Regions from separate parts of the Homo sapiens genome. Here region 1 is linked to region 2. Evidence: chromatin loops called from intact Hi-C (ENCODE). Cell type or tissue: K562. All regions are shown on one strand. Links, peaks and the distances in the headings refer to the core of each region. The heading gives the core; the rest is flanking DNA.

Region 1 (15,624 bases), core at 4,372-12,371, 150 kb before region 2:
GCTTCAACTTTTTCTCCAGTTGGATATCCACTTACAGCAACTTTTAATTGCATGAATGTACAGGTTGTTCTTTCACTTCAGAGATAAACATGATATGTTATTTTATTGAGTGCTAGCTGAAAATTTCTTTTGTTTTATTTAAGATTTTCAAAGTTATAGAAAAAAGAAGGATGTGATATATACAAATTGCATATTGAAGGGAGATATTGCCACACTCAAACAGGAATAATACACAATAAAAAATGACAGTGTCAAAAAGGAAAAGGAATATATTCAGGAAATTAAGAGTATTAGAGAAATAAATGCTAACTTTGAAAAAAGTGCAAGACTCAATGAGGAAATGACAACAAAAACGATGTCCCAGTATTGTCAACAGCTTAATGGCCTCAAAGCTGAGAATACAAGGCTGAATTCAAAATTGGAGAAGGAAGAACACCACACAGATGGACTGGAAGCTGAAGTTGAATTCTTCCATTCTAGGCTGGCTGCTGCTATAAATGAGCACAATGAAAGTTTAGAAACGAAAGACCTAGAACTTGTTTTACAGAGAGCACATAATTTTTCCGTACATAAAAAAATAAGTTCTACTGTTTCTCAACTAAAAGATAAAAATGAGTTGCTTACTGAACAATTTTCTAAAGCTCAGATGAAGTTCAATACCTTAAAAGGTAAGCTCCATGAGATAAGAGATGCTCTCAGGGAAAAGACATTGGCTTTAGAAAGTGTACAGATGGACCAAAGGCAAGCACAGCATCGAATAAAGGAAATGGAGCAGATTCATCCAAATGAGGAAACTAAAGGAGTCGATCCACCGGAAAGCACAACTGTGTAGAGGAGAGACTATGTCAACTAGAATGTGACAGTCTCTTGCTTCAACGACAACTAGAGGGTGCTCATAAGGAAGGCAATGATAAAGAGATAGTAATTAATATCCAAGGAGGCTGTCTTGAGAGTGGAAAGATCTTCTAGAAGAGAAAAATAAGAAACTAATGAATGAATATAATTCTATAAAAGAAAAACTGTTTCAGTATGTAAAAGAAGAAGGAGAAGTAAGTATGAAGAAAGATAAATATATTTAACCTTCCAGAAAGAAAATTTAAACATTTCATTGTGGCTATATGTTGAATCTAGTTCAATATAATAATAAATAGATGAAAATGTATTTACCATACTGTATAATTCCATTAACATGAAACATCCAGAAAAGACATGTATAGGGACAGAAAGAAGATGAATGTTTCTGTAGGGCTGGGGCTGGAAATGGGTCGTGACTGCTGATGGGCATGAGGGATCATCCTGGAGTGATGAAAATGTTCTAAAGCTGGATTGTAAAGATGACTGCACGACTGGTAAATTTACTAAAAATCTTTGAACTGTATGTTAAAACAGATAAATTCTGTAGTATGTAAATCATATTTTAGCAAAGCTGTTTTAATAAAAAAACAAAAAAAATATGTTTACTGTATCAGCTTGGAAACATACCTTGTTTCCAGGAAATAAAAGGTAGAGCTGACAGATGCTTTCCTTTGAGTAAACACATTATGTCACCTATGAAATTTTAGTAGCTACAGAGTAATGTTCATACAGTATGTAGTCTTATACTGCTGAAATAATAAATTTAATGTCTTTATGTTGTCACATTTTAAGACCATAATGAAGCAGATAAATTGATATCTTGTACCTGAAATAAGTATTTTGAAATTAAGATTCAATTAAGTGAGCCACTTTGACACTTAATTCTAGATTTCCCAGATGAACTGAAGTGTGTTGCTCTGTCTTGTGGTGCTTTTCCTTCAGTGGCTCTTTTATGTATTTTAGTTGGCATAACTTTATTTTGATTCATATCAATGTGACTTAAGTCTGAAAATATGTCAGTCTCACATTATGTATTTTTCTGACCACTTAATATTTTAAAGACATCTACTTGTTATAAAATCACAATTTGGAATAAATGTGGTAAATTTTAGCAAAAAATATTTGATTTAATGTTCCCACTGGTAGGTATTTATAATTTACTTTGAATATTTTTATTAATAATTAGCTCATAATTTACATTTCAAGTCTCCATGACTGTCATTTGGATATAACTTTGTCCAGTACAAAGATACTTGTAGCTGTCTGTGATTTGTGAGTTTGACATTGAATCCCCATTTTCAGACTAATGAGGGGTGGCAGAGTTCATGTAGAGTGGGAATGAAGTGAGTATGGGACAGAGTTGTAGGAGCTGAGCTCAGGGAGGGAGGTAGAGGCCATGTTATCTAGGGACTTGAAGGCCGTTGGAATTTTACTTTTACTCTGAGATAGGAATCTGTTGGAAGGATTTGAACAGGTGACTGAATGTGTGAGGAACTCAGGTTGAGTTGAGGGTCTGAGATGAATGAATAGTGGGCTGAATCAATCTGTCATGTAAGAGAATACCAATTTGGCAGGAAGACAACACCTTCTTTTTTTTTTTTTTTTTTTTTGAGACGGAGTCTCGCTCTGTCGCCCAGGCTGGAGTGCAGTGGCGCGATCTCGGCTCACTGCAAGCTCCGCCTCCCGGGTTCCCGCCGTTCTCCTGCCTCAGCCTCCCGAGTAGCTGGAACTACAGGCGCCCGCCACCATGCCCGGCTAATTTTTTTGTATTTTTAGTAGAGACGGGGTTTCACCGTTTTAGCCGGGATGGTCTCGATCTCCTGACCTCGTGATCCGCCCGCCTCGGCCTCCCAAAGTGCTGGGATTACAGGCGTGAGCCACCGCGCCCGGCCGAAGACAACACCTTCTATGTTCCTCACTGAATTCAGTAATAAAGGAGAATGTATACATATGAGAAAAAGAAAGCTAATCTATGTGTGTGGTAATAATTTTCAAAGTATGCATGTTAGAGTTAAATATTAACATAATTTAATAATAAGGCAATTTATAAAATTAATAACAAAAATATTTTATCAGGAGACTGTAAGGTAACCTCAAGAACAACTGGCCAGTCATCTTAAAAAATTTCCTATGTCAGAGTCTCCACTGGAAGGTACATCACATTGTCATATTAATTTGGATGAGACATGGGCTTCAGAGAAGAAATTATATTTCAAGTAGGAAGTCAAATATGTATGGAATTTAACATGTCGACAGTTAATCTGTAGCTGGTTGAATAATATAAACTGTTTTAGGATACTAATTTCAGTGGACAGCTTGATTTTTTATTTTTATTATAATTAATTATTACCATTTTATTACCTTTATAATGTACTTATTTCTTAAACTCTGGCTTTTATTCTGCCATTTTGAAAAATAATTGCATACGTTTTACAATATTTTCTCTTGGGAAAGTTGAGAAGTATACATCATTCCTCACAGAAAATTGGCTTTTTTCCTGTTAAATAGTATTTTTAGATAATTTCCTTATTGCCATTATTATGAGGTCAAGAGATCGAGATCATCCTGGCCAATATGGTGAAACCCTGTCTCTACTAAAAATATAAAAATTAGCCAGGAATGGTGGTGTGCACCTCTGTCCCAGCTACTTGGGAGGCTGAGGCAGGAGAATTACTTGAACCCAAGAGGTGGAAGTTGTAGTGAGCTAAGATGTTGCCACTGCACTCCAGCCTGGATGACAGAGTGTGATTCCATCTCAAAAAAAAGAAAAGAAAAAAAAAGGACAAAGTATGCTGGTCAATATCCTAAGGGTGAGACGATCCCCCTTCGAGATTAGAAAATAACACTATATGCACAGTAACATCAATAAGAATCAACATAAAATAGACATGATTCACTATCTACAAAAGTAACCTGCACCAAGTGGCAATGTCTGAGTGTGTGGTTGAGAATATTGTCTATAATATGTGTACTAGAAAGAAGAGGCCTCAAGAAGAAGGTCAGAGCTGGAAATGTAGATTAGGGAATCTGGGTCAAAATTTTGAGATTTTAGGAGTCCTGAGAGAATTTAAAAGAGGAATAGTGGCTGGGCGTGATGGCTCATGCCTGTAATCCCAGCACTTTGGGAGGCCGAGGTGGGCAGATCATGAGGTCAGGAGTTCAAGACCAACCTGGCCAACATGGTGAAACCCCGTCTCTACTAAAAATACAAAAAATTAGCCAGGCATGGTGGTGGGCACCTGTAATCCCAGCTACGTGGGAGGCCGAGGCAGGAGAATCGCTTGAACCTGGGAGGCAGAGGTTGCAGTGAGCGGAGATCACGCCACTGCACTCCAGCCTGGACAACAGTGCAAGACTCCGTCTCAAAAAAAAAACAAAAACAAAAAAACAAAAAACAAACAAAAAAACAGGAATAGAAAGGAATAGGACTGAACATCAGAGGTTGCTGCATTTAGAAATAAAGTGGGTTCAGAGGAGCAGAGGGAGCATTTGGTCTACTCGCAGTTGCTGCTGAGTAAAGCAGGATAAAGTCCTTCATGACCCTTGCACTTTTTTATTGGAATTATTTAAAAATCAGATTGCGGTATAAAAAACACAATAAGTGATGAAAAATAGATCTCTGGATGAGACCATGTGTCATAGAGTCCAATGGAAGGGGAGAAGCAGGATAATAGAAAATCTACAAAAAGTAGACAAAAGTTATGTTTTTATTATAGAAAAAATCTTTATTTAAAGAGAAATGATTAAGAGAAAGGGAAAAAACTGAAATCTATGGGTGAATACTAACAGAGAATATTTAGATCAGCCTGAAGACAGATGAGGATCAAAAATGTAATGGGAACTAGATAAGAGTTTTCTAAAAATCATCTTAGTAAGATGTAATTTAACAAAACTTGGAATATCTTTAACTATTAATGACAATGTTTCTAAAGCATCTTTAAAAACTAAAATGTAAATATAACTACTCTTTTTTTTTTTTTTACTAACCCTTAGTATTTTATGTGTAAAAACCCCCACTTTTAACCCTCATTTTTGGCAGCTTAAATTTCAGAAAAGATAATGATGAAAGTATAAATCATTTTTAGCTGTTTTAAGAAAAGTGTCTATTTTTGAAATCTGTCCTTATTGGCGTCAGGTTTATAAAATGTGCTTTATACACCTGCCTAAATACATATTATTCATCAACTTATGAGAAATAACATTTTTAAGATAGAACAGGGTCTCTAGATTTTACAAAAATAATTTTAAACACTTTCTTTTTTTCTTTTTTTTTTTTTTTAAGAATAAAGTCTGGAGTTTAGTTAATAGTAATGTACCAATGTTAATTTCAACAAATGTACCATTGTTATGTAAAATGTTAACATTAGAGGAAACCAGGTGAGGGTTATACAAGAACTCTCTGTACTATCTGCAACCTAGAATAATCTAAAACTATTGCCAAATAAAAGCCTTTTTTAAATTTTTTTGTTATTATACTTTAAGTTTTAGGGTACATGTGCACAACGTGCAGGTTTGTTACATATGTATACATGTGCCATGTTGGTGTGCTGTACCCATTAACTCATCATTTAGCATTAGGTATATCTCCTAATGCTATCCCTCCCCCCTCCCCCACCCCACAACAGTCCCCAGAGTGTGATGTTCCCCTTCCTGTGTCCATGTATTCTCATTGTTCAATTCCCACCTATGAGTGAGAACATGTGGTGTTTGGTTTTTTGTTCTTGCAATAGTTTGCTGAGATGATGGTTTCCAGCTTCATCCATGTCCCTACAAAGGACATGAACTCATCACTTTTTATGGCTACATAGTATTCCATGGTGTATATGTGCCACATTTTCTTAATCCAGTCTGTCATTGTTGGACATTTGGGTTGGTTCCAAGTCTTTGCTACTGTGAATAAGATATTAACTCAAAAAGTTTTCTTAATTCTTCATTTTCTTCTTCAGGCTTGAAAAAGAAAGTGTTGCAATAAACATAGGTGTGCATGTTTATTGCAACACTTTCTTTTTCAAGCCTGAAGAAGAAAATGAAGAATTAAGAAAACTTTTTTTGAGTTAATATCATCACTGGAGTATAATGTGGATCAAATAAGGAAGAAAAATCATGAATTAGAGGAAGAGGCATCTGGGTATGGTTTTCATATTGTAGAACATTTTAATCATTTATTAATTGACTTAACTCTAATATTACTTGATTAAAACCTAGATACAAATTCATTTTATGTCTGCATTTTCATAATTAAACGAAATCTATTTTAAAATGTATTTTGGAAACTCACAACATTATAGGCATGTGCGTCATGGGGGCGGGAGTCAGCTGAGCTGCTGGGGCAAGGTTGGGATGAAAAAATTTATATTAAAAACATATAAAAAAAGAAACAACACAATCTGAAATTTTTTTGAATGCCAAAATGCTACACTTCTTTTTTTTTTTTTTTTTTTTTGGAGACAGAGTCTGAGTCTGTCATCCAGGCTGGAGTGCAATGGTGCATTCTCTGCTCACTGCGACCTCCACCTCCCAGGTTCAAGCATTTCTCTGGCCTCAGCCTCCTGAGTAGCTGGGATTACAGGCATGCACCACCACACCTGGCTAATTTTTGTATTTTTAGTAGAGACGGAGTTTCACCATGTTGGTCAGGCTGGTCTCGAACTCCTGACCTTGTGATCTGCCCACCTGGGTCTCAAAAAGTTGGTGTGAGCCACTGCACCCAGCCATTTATTCTTTAATGATTTTGAAAACAATAATGAGAAAGCCTTGAACATGTAATGTCAACTGCACTCTTCATTATCTAGTTTCAATTATAATTTCTGAAGATATTTTTGCTGTCTTTGGTCAACTTTCTTTTGCAGTATCCTTCTCTGCTGCATTCAAATTCTTTAAAGGAGACCTATTCGTGTCATTCTTTAACATCAAAATTTATCTTGATATGTAGCTTGTATTTTGTTTCTGCCTCTTTTTCTTTTAAATATAAAACATATCATGGAAATTTACTCATTTTACATGGGCCCTTCTGTTGTATACATGAAGTATACATGCTATTAAACTTCTGTCTTACAGAAATAAATTTTATATATATATAAATATATGCATAACTTAAAAAGAGTAAAATGAGCATTCATGTTTTGATCACAGTTTTTTTTTAAATGGAATGTGTCTTTGAAGCCCTGAACACAGCTACTTTTCTATTTATTTACTGAGCACTTAAGTTGGTTTTCTGATTCTAATGAACATTTTTCTGTCATTGCCTTTCTCTACATGGTTCTGCATATCTTTCATTTTGTTGACATTTTGTCAGGAAAGATCTCTAGATCTCTTCTTCAAAGTCTTTACGTCAACACATATCTCTGTCCCTTTCCTTTTTTTCTAAAACTGCCTGTTTCCTTTTTCTCAGGAGATCTGGTTGTATAATAGGGTGTGCCACCTCCTTCGTCTCATTGCCCCTTGATATTCTGGTATGATTGGGTGGCTTCCTGAGTCCTGCAGAATCATGGGCCGATTAAAGCTCTTTTCTTTATGATCATAGAGAATATTAGTACTGCAAAGTGGAGCTATCAGATGTCTTCAAGGCCTTTTCCCTGTTGTCTTGACAATCAGCACTCAGCTTCTTTTCATTCAAGTATCTGAAGCCTTCTTGAATTTTTCCCCTCAAAATGGACTTGTCTTCCTTTACCACATTGCCAGGCTGCAACAAAGATAGCTGATAATGCAGAAGCAAGTTCAGAAGGGGCTAGCAAACAGAGGTCAGGAGAGTTTGGAGGGCTTTGAAGACAGGAAGATGAGGGAAAGTTTGGATCTTTGTAAAGAATTGTTAAATACTCGTGATCAAAAGCCTGACAGGAAAATGGACAGTAAAGGCCAGACTTAGAAGGTCTCAGATGAAAATGAGGAACTTACTAGGAACAGAAGCCAAGGGTACTTTTGATTTGCTGTAGCAGAGAACATGGCTTCACGGCGACCCTGCCCTGGAGATCTGTGATATAGGCTCCAGCCTACAGGGTCGGTGGGTTTTCTCCCATATGTGGAGACAAGAAAGTGTAGAAATGAAGACACAAGACAAAGAGATAAAAGAAAAGACAGCTGGGTCCAGGGGACCACTACCACCAAGATGCGGAGACTGGTAGTGGCCCTGAATGCCTGGCTGCACTGTTATTTATGGGATACAAAGCAAAAGGGGCAGGATAATGAGTGTGAGCCATCTCCAATGATAGGTAAGGTCACGTGGGTCATGTGTCCACTGGACAGGGGGCCCTTCCCTGCCTGGCAGCCAAGGCAGAGAGAGGGGGGAGAGAGAGAGACAGCTTACACCATTATTTCTGCGTATTAGAGACTTTTAGTACTTTCACTAATTTTGCTACTGTTATCTAAAAGGCAGAGCTAGGTGTACAGGGTGGAAAATGAAAGCGGACTAGGAGCGTGACCACTGAAGCATAGCATCACAGGGAGACGGTTAGGCCTCCGGATAACTGCGGGTGGGCCTGACATCAGTCAGGCCCTCCACAAGAAGTGGAGGAGTAGAATCTTCTCTAAACTCCCCAGGGGAAAGGGAGACTCCCTTTCCTGGTCTGCTAAGTAGTGGGTGTTTTTCCTTGACACTGATGCTACTGCTAGACCACAGTCCGCTTGGCAACGGGCGTCTTCCCAGACGCTGGCGTCACCGCTAGACCAAGGAGCCCTCTGGTGGCCCTGTCCGGGCATGACAGAAAAGCTCGCACTCGTCTTCGGTCACTTCTCACTATGTGCCCTCAGCTCCTGTCTCTGTATGGCCTGGCTTTTCCTAGGTTATGATTATAGAGCGAGGATTATTATAATATTGGAATAAAGAGTCATTGCTACAAACTAATGATGAATGATATTCATAGATAATCATGTCTATGATCTAGATCTAGTATAACTCTTGTTGTTTTATATATTTTATTATACTGGAACAGCTCGTGCCCTCAGTCTCTTGCCTCGGCACCTGGATGACTTGCCGTCCGCACTGTGAAACTTTGAACTTGAGGGTGATGACTTAGTGCATGTCTGGTGGAATGAACTTCTAGGCAGCAAAGCTCAAGATGTGTCCTGTCTGCATCAAACAGCCTGTGCTTTTATGTGTGACTGAGGCAGTGACCTCTGATTCGGACTTATATTAAATGAGTCCCAACTCTTATATTAAATGAGAAGCAAACTCAAAAGTTTGGAAAATTTGCAGCCTGGCCAATTGGTCAAAAAGAAAAGCTGATTTTCAGGGGAAAAATTCTGGAAGGGTTCAGAAATTTGCATAAAAAGGAGTCCAGTGCTAGTAGCCAAGACAATAGGAAAAAGGCCTTGAAGGCATTTCAGAGACATTTACAGCAGCCCTTGCTGTCACAGGCCCTGGGGCCTAGGAGAGAAGTATGGTTTCCTGGGCCAGTCCCATGATCTCCCTCTATGTGCAGCCTCAGGACACTGCTGCCTGCATCCCTGCAGCTCCAGCTGCAGCTCCAGCCATGGCTGAAAGATGCACAGATACAGCCTGTGTCACTGCTTCAGAGGATGTGAGCTAGAAGCCTTGGTAACTTCCTCATAGTGTTAAGCCACTAGGTGGACAGAGCATGAGACTAGAGGCTTGGGAGCCTCTGTATAGATTTTGGAAGATGTATGGAAATGCCTGGGTGTCCAGGCAAAAGCATCCCCAAAAGGCAGAGCCTCATAAGAAACCTCTACTAGAGCAGTGCCAAAGGAAAATATGGGGTTGGAGCCCCCACACTGGAGGCTACCATCATGCAGACCCCAGATTTATAGAACACCCCCCTCCCAACAGCTTGTACCATCAGTGGGGAAAAGCTACAGGCACTCAATGCCAGCCCAGCCCATGAGGGCAGCCGTGGGGTGTAAACTCTGCAAAGCCACAGGTGCAGAGCTGCCCAAGGCCTTGGGAGCCCAGCCCTCACACCCTTGTGCCCTGGATGTGGGACAAGGTTTCAAAAAGGGTGATTTTGGAGCTTTAGGATTGAATGACTGGCCTTCTGGGTTTGGAGACTGTAAGTCCTATCTGTGCTTTGTTCTTTCTGGCAAAATCCTCCCTTTTGGCTGGTAATGCTTACCCATTGCCTGTGCAAGTACTGTGCTTTGGAAGTAGTTAACTTGCTTTATATTTCAGAGGCTCATGGGCCTAAGGGACTGTAGCCTTGTGTCAGATGACACTTTAAGCTTTGGACATTTGTATAAATGCTGGAACGATGTAAGACTTTAGGGGACTGTAGGGAAGGCATCATTGTATTTTGCAATGTGAGAAGGACATGAGATTTTAGGAGTCAGGGACAGAATAATAAAATTTAGCTCTGTGTCCCTGCCAAAACTCATGTGGAATTGTAGTCGGGATTGTTAAAGGTGGGGCATGGTGGAAGGTGATTTAATCATGGTGGGGAGTGGGGGTTGGAAGGTGGGGGCATAGGGAAAATGGGGGACTATGGTGGGGGTGAGGGGTGAAAAGTGGCGAGGGGGTGGACCCTTCACAAATGATTAAACACCATCTCCTTATTGCTGTCCTTGTGATAGTGAGTTATCTTCATGATTTTGGAGCTGTGAGATTGAATGGATACTGGGCTTCTGGGTTTGGACTTGCATTGGGCCTGTGGTCCCATTTGTGTTATTTTCCCAGGAAATTTCTTCCCTTTGGATTGAGAAAGCTTACCCAATGCCTTTACCATCACCGTACCTTGAAAGAAAAGAACTCCCTTTTACATTCAGGGACTCATAGGCAAAGGGACTGTAGCCTTGTCTCAGATGAGATGTGGAATTGTTACATTTGCATTAATGCTGGAATGATTGAAGACTTTTGGGAACTTTTGTAAAGGCTTGATTGTATTTTGCTCTGTGAGAAGGACATGAGATTCAGTGGGCTCAGGGTTTGAATAATATGGTTTGTCTGTGTTTCCCTAGAAAAACTCAAGTGAATTGTAATCCTGAATGTTGGAGGTGGGGCCTGGTGGGAGGTGATTTAATCATGACAGGAGGGTGTTGGGGTGGAAGAAAAAGGAGTGGGTAGGGTAGGGAGGAGTATGTTGGCAGTAGGGTGGTGAGAGGGTAGGGGTAGCAGGAAGGGGGGTAACCTGCTGCAGAGGCAGAGGCTCATGGGAAACCTCTACTAGGGCAGTGCACCTGTGGCTTTGCAGGCTTTAGCCCCCATGGCTGCTCTCATGGGCTGGGTTGGTGTGGAGTGCCTGTAGCTTTTCCATACTGAGGGTGTGAGCCGTTGGTTTGTCTATGAATCTGGGCTCTGGAGGATGGTGGCCTCCTGTGTGGGGGCTCCAAGCCCATAGTTTCCTTCTGCACTGCCCTAGCAGAGGTTTTCCAAGAGGTTCTGCCTCTGCAGGAGGCTTCTGCCTGGAAACAGTGGGCGGTGGTGTGGGTGGCGGATCCTTCACCAATGGTTAATCTTCTTGATGCTGATCTCCTGATAGTGAGTTATCCTGAGATCTGGTCTTATAACAAGATGTGGCTCTTCTTTCCTCTCTCTGTCTTGCTCCTACTCCTGCCATATGAAATGTCTCATTGCCGCTTGGCCTTCTGGTATGGTTAGGAGGGGCCTGATCAGCGTGGGCCTGGTCAGTGGACCCAGTCAGTTGGGACTGACCTAGTCAGCGAGGCCTGTTTAATGGGGGCATGGTCAGCAGGGGTCTGTTTAGAGAGGGTCTCATTAGGGGGATCTAGTAGTGGGGTCTTAGTGAGTGGAGACCTAGTGGCAGCCAGTTGTTTGGTGTCTGGTCAGTGCAAACTTGGGCTGTGGGGCTTGGTCAGTGGAGCTTAGTGGTCAACTGGGGCTTAGTGGTGGCCTGGTCAGCATGAGCTGGGGCACTGGTGACCAGGTCAAGGGGTGCTATTCAGTGGAGGCCTGACCACAAGGGACCTAGTCAGCATGGCCTGGTGGGCGTGTCCTCATCAGCGAGGCCCTTGTCAGTGGGGTCCTGGTCAGGGCAGCCTGGTCAGTGGAACCGAATCAACGGGGGCCTGGTCAGAGAAGACTGGGTCAGTTGTGGCTTTTGTAGCACTGGTCTGTGGGGTGACCTGGTCAGCAGGGATCTCAGCAGCGGGTGCCTGTTCAGTGGGGTCTACTCACTAGGGTCGTGGTCAGGGGCATCTGGTCACCTCAGTCCTGGTTAGCAGGGGCCTGGTCAGTGGCAGCCTGTTCCCTGGAGGCCTGGTCAGTGGGGCCTCATCTGTGGGGCCAGGCAATGGGGTCATGATCAGTGGAACCTGGTCAGTGAGGCCTTGTCAGTAAGGTCCTGGTCAGTGAAGTCCTGGTCACTGTGGGCCTGGCAGCGGAGGCCTGGTTAGTGGGACCTCCTGATGGAGGTCTAATCGGTGAGGGTTTGGTCGGGGAGGACCTGGTGTGTGGGGTCTGGCCAGCAGGGACTTGGTCATTGGGGGGTGATGAGCGCTGCTGGGAGATCACAGGTGCAATGCATGTTATTGAGGGCCCTGTGGACAGCTGGGACGGCCCAGTGGCACCCAACAGCCCAGTCAAAAGTGGACAAAGCAGGTGTTTGGATGGACCTGGAGGATCTTGCTCAGAGATCCTGACAGGACAAAGTTAAAGGAAAGGCCAGAGTGGCTGGAGAGACGGTCACAGTCTATGTGCTGCACAGGATGGAGGAAGCCAGGGAATAGGCACGTGGGCAGTTGGGGTGCAGGGAGAGGCAGGTGCATGCTGGGAAGTCAGACCCTGAGAGGGCTGTGGGGGCATCAGGTGGGGTGGGCTCCAGGTGAACCCTCAGTGCACTGGGCAGGTCTCAGCCCAGGTTCCCTAGACCCAGGCCGGGTGATGTGATCGTTCCCTGGGGGACTGCTGTCAGGCCCCAGCCACCCACCCTGGGCAGCACTGTCCCATCTCAGGACTGGACTTTCTCAGATCCTGCAGAGGGCACAGCCTCTAGCCCAGGAGGGGCAGCCCCAGGATGCAGCCCAAGCTCTCCATGGGCCTGAGCATCCCCTGCCAGCCCTGAGCTCCCTCTGCTCCCAGGTCCTGCTTTTCCAGTGACAGCCAGCAGGGAGACCCCATCCTCCCTTCCCTGTGTGTCTCCTGGGCTGAAACTTGTAGTGGATTGGGACAAGGATGGTGCTTCCATCAGGCCCACTTAGGGAGGGGACTGGCTCCTAGCCTGGCGCAGGTCCTCAGCTCTGCCTTGGTTGCCTTAGAATGAGAAGTATCAGTCAGTGCCCTGAAGTTGAAGGTGAGAGACTGTCCGTGCTGTGTGCGAGGCTGGTCTAGGGATGGAGGACTTGGCAGGGCCCCCCGGTCTGTCAGGCCTGGGCAGTACTGTTCTGTCTCAGGACTCAGAAAGCCCAGCCCTGAGATGGGACGGTGCTGCCCAGGGTGGGTGACTGGGGCCTGACGGCAGTCCCTCAGGGAGTGACCACATCACACAGCTGGGGTCCACGGAGCCTGGCCTAAGACCTGCCCAGTGCACTGAGGGTGCACCTGAGTCCACTCCACCTGATGCCCCCACAGCCCTCACAGGGTCTGACCTCCCAGCATGCACCTGCCTCTCCCTGCACCCCAGCTGTCCACCGTGTATGTTCCCTGACTTCCTCCATCCTGTCCAGCAGGATGGGCTGGACAAGGGGGACAGCCTATGTGCACATTTGGTGGCAAGCAGGAGTGACACACCATCCCTGGGAGGTGCCATGGTTTCTGCCAAACCCAACTCCAGAACTCTGTCCCTGAGGTGGTTTTACCAAACCCAAAACCCAGAACTGTGGTTGTGGCTCAGCAGTCAGCACCCGCTAGTGTCAGGACACTACTGGGAAGTTGGGACCTGACCAAAGCCCATGGTGTCTGTGGCCTGAGGACAGGGTGTCTTGGGGCCATAAGGCTAGGCCACCAATGGCCATTGGGTCATAGGGCCTCAGCCCCAGGGTTTGTCCTTCCCTGGATCCTTCTGGTTCAGTCCTATCAGGGCCATGGAACCTGAGACTATAAACTAAGTTTCCCCCCAAGTTAGTTCAGCCTTCGCCCAGGAATGAACAAGGACAGCTTGGAGGTTAGACGCAAGATGGAGTCGGCTAAGTTAGATCTCTTTCACTGGCTCAGTCATCATTTTGAGAAGGCGGTTTCATCTCCACCCAAATCTCATCTTGAATTCCCATGTTTGCAGGAGGGACCCAGTGGGGGGCAATTGAATTGGGGGGGGGCAGGTGTTTCCTGTGCTGTTCTTGTGATAGTGAATAAGTCTCATGAGATCCGATGGGTTTAAAATGGGGAGTTTCCCTACACAAGCTCTCTGCTCTTGTCTGCTTCCCTGTGAAACGTGCCTTTCACCTCCTGCCATGACGGTGAGGCCTCCCCAGCCATGTAGACATGTAAAGTCCATTAAACCGCTTGCTCTTGTAAACTGCCCAGTCTTGGGTGTCTTTATCAGCAGCATGAAAACAGACTCATACAGCAGGCAAGCTGTGCTGAAGAAGCAATTACTCTATTCTTTGTGTTCTTTGTGGCAACCTCACTTACATTCTATCTTCAACCAAATACATCCAAATCTCCACTTATGAACACTCATGAGTGTGAACACATGGCAACCCTCTTCTCATCTGCCTGTACACTCCTGAAATGTCACTAGGAGACACCTGATGTGGGGGAAAGCCAGATGTTCAGATACTGTGATTGGAGTATTTCCGAATAAGGCAATGTCAGAAAGTTGTTGAGTCGCTAATGTCTCTACTGAAATTGAAAAAATTGAGTGGCACTGAGAATTAAAATGATTTTGTATCTAAGACATAACATCTATAGGCATTAAAATATTTCTATAATATAAAATGGAAAAAGCATCGACTATCAGAATATTTGGACAAATATTTGGGTCACGTATTTGGACCCATCTCCCTAATTCATTTTAAACATTTAAAAAAATGAACTTCTAATGGGATCCCAACAAAGGTGATTTAAATAAACTCCTCCATTTCTGCATATATACTGGTGAGGTTGTGAACAAAAGACTTATGTAATAATGCCCCCTAAAATAGTATATTCTATGAACATATCCAAAGGTAGTGTAAACAAAGTAATATATGAGATATAGCTTTATCTTCAGTATGCTGGGCAAATAATATTGTATTTATCTGAGGTAATTTATTGTATATAGTTTTAGCTACTTATATGCAATCTGTAAAACTTTAAAAACACAACATATCAGAAAATCCCCACAAAGATCTCAGTCCAGCAATTAAGTCACGCACACGATACTGGATCAATTTCACAAAGCACTTGGCTCCAAGTCACAGGCAGAACGGCTCTAAATGCACATGAGGAAGGGACCTCCTGGGACATTCTCTTGTGCTACATGCAGGTTATGGGAAGAAACCACACTCCAGGACTACAGCCACAGCCTATTTGATGCCACTGTGTCAAGTGTGGTGCTTGAATGTGCCAGGGTGGTCATGCAACGAACCTTCTGGCCCACAGCATAGACCAAATTGTCTATGAATTGCTTTAGTCTGCTCTTTCCTGCTTAACTAGACCTGTCTCCACTCTTTAAGTAGGACAATTTTACTCACCTTTAAGTAGAAACTGATTATATTTCGTAATAAACACCTTGTCTTCCCCAAAGAGAGTCCATGACTGTTTTAGAGACAGGATCTTGCTCTGTCATCCACGCTGGAATGCAGTGGTGTGATCTTGGCTCACTGCAGCCTCTAACTCCCCGGCTCAAGTGATCCTCCCATCTCAGCCTCCCGAGTGGCTGGGACTACAGGTGTGCTCTACCACACCTGACTAATTTTTTATTTTTATTTTTTGTAGAGACACGGCCT
Region 2 (15,624 bases), core at 4,634-12,633:
GCGCCCTGATTCTTAGAAATGCTGTGTTACTCACTTTCATCTATACACTTCATGATTGTTGGCTAAATTTCCCATTGTGTGACAGCGGAAAAATAGTTCCAGTTCCTTATTGATTTATACGCATAAAAGGGAACCGTAAGCCGCTGACTGAACTGAATGGAGGTAGAATGTATTTTCAATTTAGAAACCTGGTCTTTCCACTACAGAGTCAGAATGAGTATATTGCTAACCTCAAGGACCAACTGCAAGAGATGAAGGCAAAATCCAACTTGGAGAATCGCTACATGAAAACCAATACCGAGCTGCAGATTGCCCAGACCCAGAAAAAGTGTAACAGAACAGAGGAACTCTTGGTGGAAGAGATTGAGGTAATCCCTGGGACATTAGCCAAGAACCCAGGAGATGGCAATTGAGCTGTCACTCCTGATCCCCTCTCAGCTAACAAAGGAGGGAGACAAAGATTTCCCTCCATCTCTATCGGCAACAGCCCCTCCACTTGAGGTTGAAAATAAAAGCCTAAATGAGGATATGCGTGTTCGCAAGCAGAGATTCCAGTGGGCTGTAGCCTCCATCTCCCGCCTCATAATGACTTTGAAAATTGGCTGCACTTTCTCTCCTTGGTCACTTCTTATTTTGGCAAACCAATCACCATTTTTCTGACTAATTATAGGGAGAGGGCAAAACGAGGTGCTTAGTTATGGCAGGATTTTGCTGCTGTTTCTTTCATCTAACCAGTACCTTTCACTCCTCCAGTAAGAAATACAGCATCGAGAGCGCTGAACTTCGTTCAAACCTGAGTTTATAGGATGAGAAGTCACGGTGAAAAATGCCAGGAGGAAGAAAGAAGTGGTAGATCTTCTTTGAGGGGAATGCTAAATGGCACACACGCACGCACGCACACACGCACGCACGCACGCACGCACACACGCAAAGCCAGGCACTAGTCCCAGCTAATCGGAGGTGAGGCAGTGAGGCAGGAGGATCCTTGAGTTTGAAGCCAGCCTGGGCAACTTCAGACTTCAACTAGGGAGACTCCCTTCTCACAAAAAAGAAAAGAAAACAAGAAAGAGCAGCAGGCAGATGGGAAGAGGGAAGCAGGAACAAACGTCCTTGGGCCGTGGAATCTGTGTGTGGGAGGACTCCTCGCTCTGAGACTGACGTGGCTCAAGGCCACGTCAACACTCTTCCTGGCACTCCGGAATCCCCCTTTTTAAGCCCCACAGCCTTGTGCCCTTGGAGCGCCGTTTCTGTCCTTCAGTGGGCACCTCTGTTCAGCTCACGGGATTGTGCTCGTCTCGTTAGGGACACACGCAGTCCACACAGTGCCGCGCCACGTGGCTCTGCAGTGTTGGTGAACAGGAGTTGCAGGGAACTGAAAGCCCGGGATCCCAGCTGGTAAAGGGAGCCTCAGCTACCGACCGAGCTGCTGCTCTCATCTTGAGAACTTCTGATTCCCAGCCCTGCGGGGAAGACGTACTGGTATCTGATTGTTCTTACAGAAACTCAGGATGAAAACCGAAGAAGAGGCCCGGACTCATACAGAGATTGAAATGTTCCTTAGAAAGGAGCAGCAGGTGGGTCCCCACAGCTTTTCTATGCTTTGACTTTTTTTTTGTACTCTGCTTATACTGAGGAAACAAAAAGAATATTTTGAAGGAAAACCAACCATCATTCTTTCAGCCTAATGAACTTTAGCTCATGTTTTCTTTCAGGGTTATGCATCTGAATAGATATCTTATATAGCTGTAATTTGAGAGAGTGCAGGTAAAATTTTGTTTTCTGCTTTTATCATTGAGCTTACATAAGAAATTTTTCGATTTCTATATTGCTGTATACTCATAATTTTCAAATTATGACTTAATTTATGACTTAAAATTTATTAAGTCAAATTATGACCTACAAATTTATGGGCTGGGCACAGTGGCTCACGCCTGTCATCCCAGCACTTTGGGAGGCCGGGGAGGGTGGATCACCTGAGTTCAGGAGTTTGGGACCAGCCTGACCAATATGGTGAAACCCTGTTTCTATTAAAAAATACAAAAATTAGCCGGGCATGGTGGTGCGCCTGTAATCCCAGCTATTCAGGAGGCTGAGGTGGGAGAATTGCTTGAACCTGGGAGGCAGAGGATGCAGTGAGCTGAGATCACGCCACCGTACTCCAGCCTAGGCAACAGAGCGAGACCCCGTCTCAAAAACAAAAACCAAAAAAAGACATAATTTTTAAATTAATTATTTTTAAATTATGACTATATTTAAAAATTTTTCCCAATAGTATAGTGGCCAATAAATAAAAAAGAAAAATAAATAAAGGCCGGACATGGTGGCTCACGCCTGTAATCCCAGCACTTTGGGAGGCAGAGGCCAGCGGATCACCTGAGGTCAGGAGTTCGAGACCAGCCTGGCCAACATGGAGAAACCCCGTCTCTACTAAAAATACAAAAATTAGCCAGGCATGGTGGCGGGCGCCTGTAATCCCAGCTACTCAGAAGGCTGAGGCAATAGAATCGCTTGAACCCAGGAGGCAGAGGTTACAGTGAGCCGAGATCATGCCACTCACTCCAGCCTGGGCAACAGAGCAAGAATCTGTCTCAAAAAAAAAAAAATTTACTAATCTTTTACACTATAAAAATAACATTCCCAGTTGAGTGAAGATTTTTAAAATTACTCATTGCTTTTCATTTTTTATGTTATTACAGTTTCTTTATAAAATAATTGAAAATTGTGTTTAACGTTCCATTGAATGGTTGTGCCACAGTTTATTTGTTACACTTTTTTTTTATATTTAGGTTGTTTCTAAAGTTTGTTATTATAAATAATGCACTCATTAAAGCTTTGCCCAAAGAACTGTTTTTCTTCATGGCAACTATTTACTAAAAGCCAATCTCAGTCATGAGATTTTTGTTTCAGAGACTAGTATTTTGTGACTTTTAATAAACATTGCTAATACTCTCGAATCTGTGCTGCCGTTAGCAGTGTTGCAGGCAGTAATTTCAAGGTCTCTTCAATATTAGTAGCCATTTTCAATATTTTTCAAAGTCTGCTAATTTAATGAGTTGTTTTATTTTTTATTTTTGCTTATTAACAGGTGAACATAACATTTTTCCACATGTTTACTCAATTTATTTCTTCTTGTGTGAAATATATATGACACGGTGGTTTTAAGAGCATTTTCAATACTAATAACCAAGCTGGGTCTATAATATATCTAAGGTTAGAATTATGTCTAAGTCTACCTGGAGTCTTTCTTTCTTTTTTTTTTTTTTTTTGTTTTGTTTTTGAGATGCAGTCTTGCTTTACTGCCCAGGCTGGAGTGCAGTGGCGTGATCTTGGCTCACTGCAACCTCGGCCTCCTGGGCTCAAGCGATTCGCCTGCCTCAGCCTCCTGAGTAGCTGGGATTACAGGCGCACGTCCAGCTAATTTTTGTATTTTTAGTAGAGATGGGGTTTCACTGTGTTGACCAGGCTGGTCTAGAACTCCTGACCTCAGGTAATCCACCTGCCTCGGCCTCCCAAAGTGCTGGGATTACAGGCGTGAGCCACCGTGCCCAGCCCCAGCTGGAGTCTTTCAAAATAACCCTATTGGATGAATAAAGAGAAAATTTTCCAGCTTAGTTATAATACAGCTTGCCTTTGGAAAAAGCTAATGAGTTTTCAGTCAAGGATTCCAAATGTGTGGTTAAAGAGGAGAATTTGTAGATGCTCTCTTGCAGGTCTTTACTGAAAAAAATACCTGGTAGGCTATTAGAATTAGGGTTCTGTAGCCCTGCACTTTAAGAATTATGTATCATGTTACCTGTTTCAAGTGTGAGATACCTGGCAGGTGTTGGATATTTATCAGTGAGTTGGTAGATAAATGGATCACGAAGGGATGACGCCAGAGTTTCCCAGATCTTCAGCCCAATAACACAAGCAATACATAAGTATATATTTTTTTATTTTTTATTTTTTAGGGACAGGGTCTCTCTCTGTTTCCCAGGCTTCAGTGCAGTGGTGCCACCATAGCTCACTGCAGCCTCAAACTCCTGGGCCCAAGTGATCCTCCCACCTCAGCCTCCTGAGTAGCTGGGACTACAGGTGTGCACCACCACGTCCAGCTACAATTTCAGACAGAAATACATAGGTTAAAGAAAGTGAAAGCCCTCTTAAATTACTCCCCTTTCTGAAGGGAAGTTTCTTCCACATGTATTTCTTTTCATATACATACTTATACCTAAAAACATACCTATTCTCAGTGGTGGTTTTTTGTTTTGTTTTGTTTTTGAGAGGAGTCTTGCTCTGTTGCCCAGGCTGGAGTGCAATGGCGCGATCTCGGCTCACTGCAACCTCTGCCTCCAGGTTCAAGTGATTCTCCTGCCAGCCTCCCGAGTAGCTGGGATTACATGCACCTGCCACCACACCTGGCTAATTTTTGTATTTTTGGTAGAGATGGGGTTTCACCATGTTGGTCAGGCTGGTCTTGAACTCCTGCCCTCAAGTGATCTGCTGGCCTCAGCCTCCCAAAGTGCTGGGATTACAGGCATGAGCCACTGCACCCGGCCTAGTATTTGTTTCTTAAGTAAATTGGATCATGCTATATATAGTGTTCCAGAGCCTGTTGTTTTCTTCTTACATTTACTTTGTTTTTAATGTTTTCTGTAGCAGTACAGCTGATTGATAGAATATATCTCACACTCAGAATATACTGAAATTTAGTGAACCATTCTGTCAGTAGATTTAGGTTGTTTCCAGGTTTTTCTGTGATAACATTGCGAAACCTTCTTGGTTCTGTCTCTAAGTGTATGGTATGTGGAAAGGTATTTCTTTTGTGTATTGCTGTGGATTTGTTAAACCCTCTAATGGTTTTTCAGTGGATTCATTTGGATTTCCTAGGTGGAAAATCTTACTGCATGCAAATAACAATTTTATATTATCCTTTTTATTATTTATATGTCTGTTTTCATTTCATGGCTTGTTGTCTAGCTAGAAAGTCCAGTGTACTTGTTGGTTGTAGTAGTGACAATGGGGAATCCTTTTTCTATTATTGGTTGTTAATACAACACCACTGTTCTGGTGTTTTAGTCAGGATTACACATGAGTTTGTCATAGTCATGCCAAGTTACTGATATGCAAGTTAGAGCACTCACAGGGAAAGAACAGGACCCTGAAACTTGGAATGAGAACACCTGCTCAGATTCGGATGAAACTGGCAAATCACTTTAAAGCTCCCTTGGCAGCGGAAGTACCCTGCCCTCCTGTGTCTGAGGACACCGCACTTCCTTTGCCTGAAGATCCTGTGATAACTTCATCTGGGAGGATGCCTTGGAAAGGGTTGCTCGCTCTTCAGACCTGGTACAGTCACCCCTGTGATAACTTCATCTGGGAGGGTGCCTTGGAAAGGGTTGCTTGCTCTTCAGACCTGGTACAGTCACCCCTGTGATAACTTCATCTGGGAGGATGCCTGGGAAAGGGGTCACTCTTCAGACCTGGTACAGTCACCACCCCTGTGATGACTTCATCTGGGAGGATGCCTGGGAAAGGGTTGCTCGCTCTTCAGACCTGGTACAGTCACCACCCCTGTGATAACTTCATCTGGGAGGGTGCCTTGGAAAGGGTTGCTCTTCAGACCTGGTACAGTCACCACCCCTGTGATAACTTCATCTGGGAGGGTGCCTTGGAAAGGGTTGCTTGCTCTTCAGACCTGGTACAGTCACCCCTGTGATAACTTCATCTGGGAGGATGCCTGGGAAAGGGGTCACTCTTCAGACGTGGTACAGTCACCCCTGTGATAACTTCATCTGGGAGGGTGCCTTGGAAAGGGTTGCTCTTCAGACCTGGTACAGTCACCCCTGTGATAACTTCATCTGGGAGGATGCCTGGGAAAGGGGTCACTCTTCAGACGTGGTACAGTCACCCCTGTGATAACTTCATCTGGGAGGATGCCTTGGAAAGGGTTGCTCTTCAGACCTGGTACAGTCACCCCTGTGATAACTTCATCTGGGAGGATGCCTGGGAAAGGGGTCACTCTTCAGACCTGGTACATTCACCCCTGTGATAACTTCATCTGGGAGGGTGCCTTGGAAAGGGATCGCTCTTCAGACCTGGTACAGTCACCCCTGTGATAACTTCATCTGGGAGGATGCCTTGGAAAGGGCTCACTGTTCAGACCTGGTACAGTCACCCCTGTGATAACTTCATCTGGGAGGATGCCTTGGAAAGGGTTGCTCGCTCTTCACACCTGGTACAGTCACCACCCCTGTGATAACTTCATCTGGGAGGATGCCTGGGAAAGGGTTGCTCTTCAGACCTGGTACAGTCACCCCTGTGATAACTTCATCTGGGAGGATGCCTGGGAAAGGGGTCACTCTTCAGACGTGGTACAGTCACCCCTGTGATAACTTCATCTGGGAGGGTGCCTTGGAAAGGGTTGCTCTTCAGACCTGGTACAGTCACCCCTGTGATAACTTCATCTGGGAGGATGCCTTGGAAAGGGTTGCTCTTCAGACCTGGTACAGTCACCCCTGTGATAACTTCATCTGGGAGGATGCCTTGGAAACGGCTCACTCTTCAGACCTGGTACAGTCACCCCTGTTGTCACTGGATCCATAACTAGGGTCAAATCTTAGCATGTTACAGTGGGACATAAAACTCAGATAACTAACTCAGAAGGAAATCACTTACACACCAAAAGAATGGTAAGATTTTGCTAATAAATATTGGAAGAAACCTGGGAAACATGTCGAGTTGATTCTAAGAGTGTTAGATCCAACAGGGTAGGCTATCACACTCCATTTGTTTAATTCATTGATATAGATGCACTTACCAGAGAGTCTGGATTTCATGGTTTAGCTTGAGCAGCAGGAGGTGACTCAACATTTGCCTACATTTGATGAGGTGGAGATGTCAGAGCTTCCCTGCTATGATTTGGGGGAGAGAATCCAAAGATGTAGGGAGACAGGAATGTCACAGTGGATTTATCATGTGTGACTTACACGTCTACCACCAAGCACCCATTCCTAACCATGAGAAGGCCCAGAAGACACTTCTTTACTAAGACATTGAGAAATAGAATAGTGAGGGGAGCATCTGCCTCTCTAAAAGCTCTGTGCTTGCTTTCCTACATAGGCAGGTGTGACCCTAAGGATGTTGTCATTGAGATGAGCTTCCTGGTATCAGTGGGGTGATGGGATCCTGAAGTGCCTCCGGATAATTGGGAGCACTTAATTGTCAGAGATAAGGTGGGCACATTTACCACGAAGGGCGGCAGAGATGTAATCAGAATGCCTTTGGCCACTGGGATTCTTGGCAATGGCTAATGAATGATGGTATCTCTAGGAACAAAATTGTTGGGCTGCCTACTCAAGTATAACAGAAAAAAATTCTGGGTCTGGTAGCCAGAAACCTGATTTGAATCACCACAGCAGAGAGTCACGGCCTCTCCCCTAGCTCTTAGGACTGAGTCAGTTCACAGCCCCAGGGCCCCTTTATGAACTGGGGTGTGAGGGTGTGGGGGGATTTCCCCCAAAGAATGAACTCTGCAGCCCTGCTGCAAGTACCTACTGTAAGTCTCCCTCTAGGCCCTACTCAGAAGACCTGTGCTATTTACAGAGTGACTGTGCACTGGGGAAAGCAAACTACCCAGGCCTTCTGAGATGACTGAAGCATTGGCTCTGAATTGATGTTCATGCACGGGGACCCAAAGTGACAGCGTGGCCACTAGTCAAAATGGGAGATTAATGGTGGTTAGGTGACAGATACCTTACTAAAAGTTTTTTTTGTTGTTTTGTTTTGTTTTCCTAATCTGGATGCGTACTCAATTAGGGAAAAAAAAAAAAGAAAAACAGTTTTTTTGTCCATTGAGTTATTTTTTCTCCTTTAATATGTTAATAAAGTAGAATACATTGAGAGAGTTGCTGATTTGAGTCATCTTTAAATTCCTGGGATAAACCCTACTAGGTCATAACGTGTTTGGCCAGCAGGAATCCTCCTGCGCGGTCTCAGTAAAACGTGTGGGTGGACAAGTGCGGCCGGGTGTCCCACCCACATACCGCTGGCAGCCGCACTCTGGTGACCGGACAGTGAGACGCCCTCCTGTCGTGTGCCTCCAGCGCCCTCTACTGACACAGCTTAGCATTTTGTCAGCTGGCAAGAAAAACGTTCACAGCAAGCATCCACTTTCACAAAGCAAAGAGGTGGATTTGGAGCTGACAGGCAGTAAATTGGTAACTGCCACAAATGAGTTTTTTTTTTTTTAATCATCAACTGTGAGATTTACTCTGTAGGTTTCTGGTAGACAAGCTTTATCAACTTCAGGAAGTATCTTTTTTTCTTGTTAAAAGTTTTTCTTCTCATCAGGATGAGTACTCAATTTTGAGATGGATTTTTTTTTCATTAATTGAGATGATATTGTTTTCTCTTCTTTAATATGTTAATAAAGGGAAATACATTAATAGACTTGCTGATGTTGAGTCATCTTCAAATTCTTGGGATAAACCTTACTCGATCATAATGTGTTATTCCTTTTTTTTTTCTTCTGAGATTGGAATTTTGTTCTTGTTGCCCAGTGGCACGATCTCAGCTCACCGCAGCCTCCGCCTCCCGAGTTCAAGTGATTCTCCTGCCTCAGCCTCCCGAGTAGCTGGGATTACAGGCGCCTGCCACCATGCCTGGGTAATTTTGTATTTTTTTTAGTGGAGACAGGGTTTCTTATGTTGGTCAGGCTGGTCTCAAACTCCTGACCTCAGGTGATCCACCCGCCTCAGCCTCCCGAAGTGCTGAGATTACAGGTGTGAGCCATCACACCCGGCCTGTTATTCCTTTAATAGACTGCTGAAAAACTGATTTATAGACTTAAAATTGTTTCTATTTTAAACTCTTTTCTTTTTCTAATTTTTAATTTTTGTGGGCACATAGTAGGTGTATATACTTATGGAGTGCATGACGTACTTTGATACAGGCGTGTGACACGTGGGAGTCACATCAGGGGAATTGGGGTCTCCATCACCTTGAGCCTTTATCCTTTGTGCTACAAATGATCTCATTACACGCGTTTGGTTCTTTTTAAATTTACAATTAAATTATTGACTATGGTCGCCCTGTTTTGCTACCAAATGCTGGGTCTTATTCATTCTTTCTACTTTTTTGTACACATTAACCATCCCCACACCCTCCGCATCCCCCACTACCTTCCCAGCTTCTGGTAACCACCCTTCTACTCTCGACCTCCATGAGTTCAATTGTTTTAATTTTTAGCTCTCACAAAGAAGAACATGTGAAGTTTGTCTTCCCCTGCCTGGTTTATTTCACTTAACATAATGACCTCAGTTCCATCTATATTGTTGCAAATGACACAATCTCATTCTGGGCCGAATAGTACGCCATTGTTTATATGTCCCACCTTTTTAAATTTATTTATTTATTTACTCCTTTTTGAGAGGGAGTCTTGCTCTGTTGCCCACAATCTTGGCTCACTGCAATCTCTGCCTCCCAGGTTCAAGCAATTCTCCTGCCTCAGCCTCCCGAGTAGCTGGGACTACAGGTGTGCGCCACCACGCCCAGCTAATTTTTGTATTTTAGTAAAGATGGGGTTTCTCCATATTGGCCAGGCTGTTCTCAAACTTCTGACCTCAGGTGATCTGCCTCGGCCTCCCAAAGTGCTGGGATTACAGGCATGAGCCACCACGCCCGGCCCCACCTTTTCTTTATCCGTTCGTCTGTTGGTAGACACTTACATTGCTTCCAAATCTTGGCTATTGTGAACAGTGCTGCAATAAACATAGGAGTGCAGACATCTCTTCCACATCTAATTTCCTTTCTTTTGGGTATATACCTAGCAGTGGAATTGCTGGATCATATGGTAGCTCTATTTTTAGTTTTTTGAAGATCCTCCAAACTGTTCTCCATAGTGGTTGTGCTAATTTACATTTCCACCAACCAATACCGTACCAGGATTCCTTTTTCTCCACAGCCTTGCTAGCATTCATTATTGCCTGTCTTTTAGATACACACCATTTTAACTGGGGCGAGATGATGTCTCGTAGTTTTGATTTGCATTTCTCCGATGATCTGTGATGCTGAGCACCTTTCTATATGTCTGTTTGGTGTTTGTGTGTCTTCTTTTCAGAAATGCCTATTCAGATCTTTGGCCCTTTAAAAAAAAAAATATATATATATATATATATATATGTATGTATATATATATGTATGTATATATATATATGTATGTATATATATGTATGTATATATATATGTATGTATATATATATGTATGTATATATATATGTGTGTGTGTATGTATGTATGTATATGTTATACACATAGAGAGAGAGAGAGACAAGATCTCACTATTGTTGCCCAGGCGGGCCTTGAACTCCGAGCTCAAGCATTCCTCCAGCCTAGGCCTCCCAAAGTGCTGGGATTATAGGTGTGAGTGACTACACTCGGCCCTTTTGGCCCATTTTTCACATTATTAGATTTTTTCCTATAGACTTGTTTGAGCTCTTCATATATTCTGTTTATTAAACCCTTGTCATATAGGTAGTTTGCAAATATTTTCTCCAGTTCTTTGGGTTGTCTTTTCACTTTAATTGTTTTGTTTGCTATGCAGAAGCCTTTTATATTTTATATATTTATTTATTGAGACAGAGTCTTGCTCTCTCGCCCAAGCTGGAGTGTAGTGGCACAATCTTGGCTCACTGCGACCTCCGCCTCCTGGGTTCAAGAGATTCTCGTGCCTCAGCCTCCCAAGTAGCTGGGACTACAGGAGTGCACTGCCATGCCCGGCTAATTTTTGTATTTTTAGTAGAGGTGGGGTTTCACCTCTGGCCTTGAAGTCCTGGCCTCAAGTGATCCACCTGCCTCAGCCTCCCATAGTGCTGGGATTACAGGTGTGAGCCACCACACCTGGCCTGTGCAGAAGCTTTTTAACTTGATATGATCCATTTGTTCATTTTTGCTTTGGTTGCTCGTGCTTGTGGGGTATTACTCAAGAAATCTTTGCCCAGTCCAATGTCCTGGAGAGTTTCCCCAGTGTTTTCTTTTAGTAGTTTCATAGTTTGAGGTCTTAAGTTTAACTCTTTAACCAATTTTGATTTGATTTTTGTAAATGGTGAGAGATAGCTGTCTAGTCTAGTTTCATTCTTCTGCATATGGATATTCAGTTTTCCCAGCACCATTCATTGAAAGGACTATCCTTTCCCCAGTGTTTGTTCTTGGTACCTTTGTCAAAAATGAATTCAGTGTAGATTTATTGATTTGCTTCTGGGTTCTCTATTCTGTTCCATTGGTCTATGTGTCTGTTTTTATTCCAGTACCATGCTGTTTTGGTTACTATAGCTCTATAGTATAATTTCAAATCAGGTAATGTGATTCTTCCAGTTTATTTTTACTCAGGATAGCTTTGGCTATTCTGGGTCTTTTGTGGTTCCATATAAATTTTAGGATTGTTTTTCTATTGCTGTGAAGAATGTCATTGGTATTTTGATAGGGAGTGCATTGAATCTGTGGATTGCTTTGGGTAGTAATGTACATTTTAACAATATTGATTCTTCCAATCCATGAACATGGAATATCTTTCCATTTCTTTTATCCTTTTTTCTTTTGTCTTTCCTGTGTATTTTCAAATAGCCTGTCTTCAGGCTCACGAAGTCCTTCTTCTGCTTGATCACTTCTGCTCTTGAGACTCTGATGCCTTCTTCAATATGTCAATTGCATTTTTCAACTCAAGAGTTTCTGCTTCTTTTTAATTATTTCAATCTCTGTTAAGTTTATCTGATAGATTTCTGAATTGTTTCTCTGTGTTATCTTGAATTTCTTTGAGTTTCCTCAAAATGGCTATTTTGAATTCTCTGTCTAAAACGTCACATATCTTTGTTTCTCCACGATTAGTCCCTGGTGCTTTATTTCATTTGTTTGGTGAGGTCATGTTTTCCTGAATGGTCTTGATGCTTCTGGATGTTCATCGGTATATGGGCATTGACGAATTACGTATTCATTGTAGTCCTTGCAGTCTGGGTTTATTTGTACTCATCCTTCTTGCAAAGGCTTTCTAGGCATACGAAGGGACTTGAGTGTTGTGGTCTAAGCCGTACCTCATTAGGGAACACTCCAAGCCCCTAATTCTGTGGTTCATGCAGACATGTAGAGGTATCACCTTGGTGGTCTTAAATAAGATCCAGAAGAATTTTCTGGATTGCCAGGGAGAGACTCTTGTTCTTTTTCCTTACTTTCTCCCAGAGTCTCTAACTCTTTGCTGAGCTACCTGGAGCTGAGAATGGGGTGACACAAGCCCCCTGGTGACCACCACCACTGGGACTGTGCTAGGTCATACCTGAAGCCAGCACAGCACCTGGTCTCACCCAAGGCTGTAACCACTACCTGGCTACCACCTATGTTCACTCAAGGCCCTAGGACTCTACAATCAGCAGGTGGCGAAATCAGCCAGGCTTGTATCCTTCCCTTCAGAGTGGCCAGTCCCCCCAGGCCCTGGGCGGGTCCAGAGATGCTGTCTGGGAGCCAAGAGCTGGAGTCAAAAACCTTAGAAGTCTACCTTATGCTCTAAACTCCTGCAGCTAAGCTGGCCTTCAAGCCACAAGACAAAGTCCTTCCTCCTCTTCCATCTGCTTTCCACATGCGGAGGAGCCGCTGCTCATGGCCACTACTACCACAGGCCCATGGAGAGTGCCGCCAGGCTACTGCTGATGTTCAGCTAAGGCCCAAGGACTCTCCAGTCAGTTTGTGGTGAATGCTGCCAGGCCTGGGACTTACTCTTCAGGGGAGTGGGCTACCCTCTTGCCCAGAACAGGACCAGAAATGCCATCCAAGAGTCAAGGCCTTGGGCCGGGGGCGGTGGCTCATGCCTATAATCCCAGCGCTTTGAGAGGCTGAGAGGGGTGGATCACCTGGGGTCGTGAGTTTGAGACCAACCTGGCTAACATGGTGAAACCTGGTCTCTACTAAAAATACAGACATTAGCCGGGCATGGTGGCAAGTGCCTGTAATGCCAGCTACTTGGAGGCTGAGGCAGGAGACTCGCTTGAACCCCAGAGGTGGAGGTTGCAGTGAGCCAAGATCGTGCCACTGCACTCCAGCCTGGGTAACAGAGTGAGACTCCATCTCAAAAAAAAGAGTCAAGGCCTGAACTGGGGACTCCAAGAGCCTCTTGGTACTCTACCCCATTATAGTTGAGGTGGTACCTAGGGTGTAAGACAGAGTCCCCTTTTACTTTTTCCTCTGCTTTTCTCAAGCAGGAGTCTCTCACCATAGCCACTACCATGTCTTCGAAGGCAGCACATCTCAAGAGTCTCACCCAAGGCCCATGGTGTACCCCTGTGGACCCCTGCTGGTTATTCAGGGCCCGGGGGCTCTTTCGTCAGTAGATGATGAATCCTGCCAGGACTGGGCCCTCCCCTACAAGGCAGTGGGTTCCCTTCTGGCCCAAGGTGTGTCTAGGAAGGCCACCCAGGAGCTAAGGCCTGGAGTGGGGGCCTCATGACTCTGCCCAGAGCCCTATTCTGCTGTGGCTGAGCTGGTATCCTCTGCCCAGTGCCCTATTCTACTGCGGCTGAGCTGGTATCCTCTGCCCAGAGCCTTGTTCTGCTGTGGCTGAGCTGGTATCCTCTGCCCAGTGCCCTATTCTACTGTGGCTGAGCTGGTATCCTCTGCCGAGTGCCCTGTTCTGCTGTGGCTGAGCTGGTATCCTCTGCCCAGAGCCTTGTTCTGCTGTGGCTGAGCTGGTGTCCTCTGCTGAGTGCCCTGTTCTGCTGTGGCTGAGCTGCTATCCTCTGCCCAGTGCCTTGTTCTGCTGTGGCTGAGCTGGTGTCCTCTGCCCAGTGCTCTATTCTGCTGTGGCTGAGCTGGTATCCAAGATGCAAGACAAAGTCCTCTGTACTCTTCCCTCTCCTCAAACAGAAGAAGGGGAAATCTCTTTTAGAGGCTGCACTGCCTGAGGTTGGGGGATGGGTGACACAAGCACTCCCTTAACCACCATGGCTGGTGTCTCACTAGGTCCAAGTCCCCCAAGTCCACAGGCACCAGGACCAGGGCTTGCGTAAGGGTTGTAGAGGGTCGTAGTCCTCCTGGCCTAGACCGCCTTTCAAGTGTATTGAGGACCCCAGAGCGGCGTAGCCCGAGATGCTGAGGCTTGCTGGGACTCGGGTCCCACTGCTAGGCTGGGCGGTTCTCCTCTGGCTGGGGCTGGTCTCAGTGCTCCCTCCATGGGTGGGCGTCACCCGAGTTCAACCCGGTTTTGCTTTTTCCACTGTGACGGCAGCACTGAGTTCAATGCACATCTCAGGTGCCGCGCCCGCCCTCCCACAGCTGCTCAGATCCTACCCGTGCCGTGTGGCTGCTGCCAGGGGGTGGAGAGTGTCGTCAGCAATTCAAAGCCGTCTTTCCTACCCTCTTCAGTGCCTCTTTCAGCAAAACGAAGTTAAAACCAGGTACTGCGATTGCTTACCTGATTTTTGGTTCTTATGAAGGTGCTTTTTTGTACAGATAGTTGTCAAATTTAGTGTTTCTGGGTGGTGGGGGGAACTATCAGTGGAGGCTTCTATTTCGCCCTCTCACTCTGCACAGCCTCTGCTGCATTTTCTTTCTACTGATTTTCATTTTTCTTTTTTTCCTTTTGATATCTTATCTCTCCCTTATTTTGTGTTGTCTTGTGGCATTCTTGGGTAAACACAAGATCAATACCATGGATTTTTAAAATTTTTCTTTGAGACAGGGGTTCTCACTGTGTTGCCCAGGCTGGTCTTAAACTCCTGGGCTCAAGCAATCCTCCCACCTCAGCCTCCAAGGAGCTGGGATTCTAGGTACCTGCCGCCACAGCCAGCCTAGACTTTTACTTTGTGTTTATATATTCCACAAGTGAGATTAACCTGTAGGTGTATTTTTTGGTGCTGCTTTGTTGAATTGCTGTCAGAGTTATGCTTGGCAGCGTGAATTGGAAGCTTTCCATCTTTTTATGCTCTGAAACATAAAAACAGAAAACAAACCAGATTATTATTATGATTTTATTTTTTAGCTAATGCCTTCTTCAGTGAAAACATTATCTATTCCTTGAAGCTTGATAAAATTCAATCATAAACAATTTTGTCTGGTTATATTTAATTGGAGCTATTTGGCTACCTTTTCAACTGTAAAAAAAGGATTATTGATCTTTTATCTCTTTATGAGTCTTTTTTGTAACTTACGTCTCCCTAGAAAATAATCTGTTTCATCTAAACACTGATTTCAAATTTATTAGCATAAAGCTATGCCCTATAGTTTTTTTTACAATTTTAAAAAGTCCTTTATTTCTGTAGTAATGAAATCATTTTCATTAACTTTTTAAAAAGATGTGCCTTCTTTCCTTTTTTCTTACTGAAACTTGTTGAAGGTTTGACCATTTTATTGATCTTTACAAAAACACCATCTGATATGGTTTGGTTCTGTGTCCCCACCCAAATCTCACCTTGAATTGTAATGATCCCCACATGTCAAGGGCGAGACCAGGTGGAGATCATTGAATCATGGGTTGGTTTCCCTCATGCTGTTCTCGTGATAGTGAGTGAGTTCTCACAAGATCTGATGGTTTTATAAGGGGCTTCCTCCTTCGCTCGGCACTCGTTCTCTCTCCTGCCATGATTGTAAGTTTCCTGAGGCCTCTCC

What was found. Hi-C counts contacts between places; a loop is a spot of excess contacts. Peaks named below come from ENCODE experiments on the same cell type or tissue, not always from the same donor. Only the 100,000 strongest peaks of a DNase experiment are listed, where the experiment ranks them.
Region 1: a loop joins it to region 2, with 4 times the contacts of the local background. A loop is called at or near these places in 3 of 110 quality-filtered maps.

What each region holds. Positions count from the first base shown.
Region 1 is chr3:198,043,881-198,059,504 of GRCh38, reverse strand. It overlaps the pseudogene ANKRD18DP. Among named protein-coding and RNA genes, the nearest start is that of LMLN-AS1, 12 kb to the right of the region's middle. RefSeq lists a silencer at 8,407-8,593. In K562, for the core only: a CTCF peak has its summit at 8,525 (motif pointing left); no DNase peak of the experiment used is centred there.
Region 2 is chr3:197,898,625-197,914,248 of GRCh38, reverse strand. DRC9 (dynein regulatory complex subunit 9) reads left to right here. Exons shown (of 12, transcript NM_032263.5): 8 at 207-368; 9 at 1,500-1,574. It overlaps LOC124906330 (a long non-coding RNA gene), which reads right to left and starts at 8,565. Exons shown (of 2, transcript XR_007096246.1): 1 at 5,811-8,565; 2 at 3,918-5,677. RefSeq lists enhancers at 404-1,035, 419-1,618, 12,452-12,952, 13,936-14,708 and a silencer at 8,051-8,100. In K562, for the core only: a CTCF peak has its summit at 8,100 (motif pointing left); a DNase peak (open chromatin) is centred at 8,018.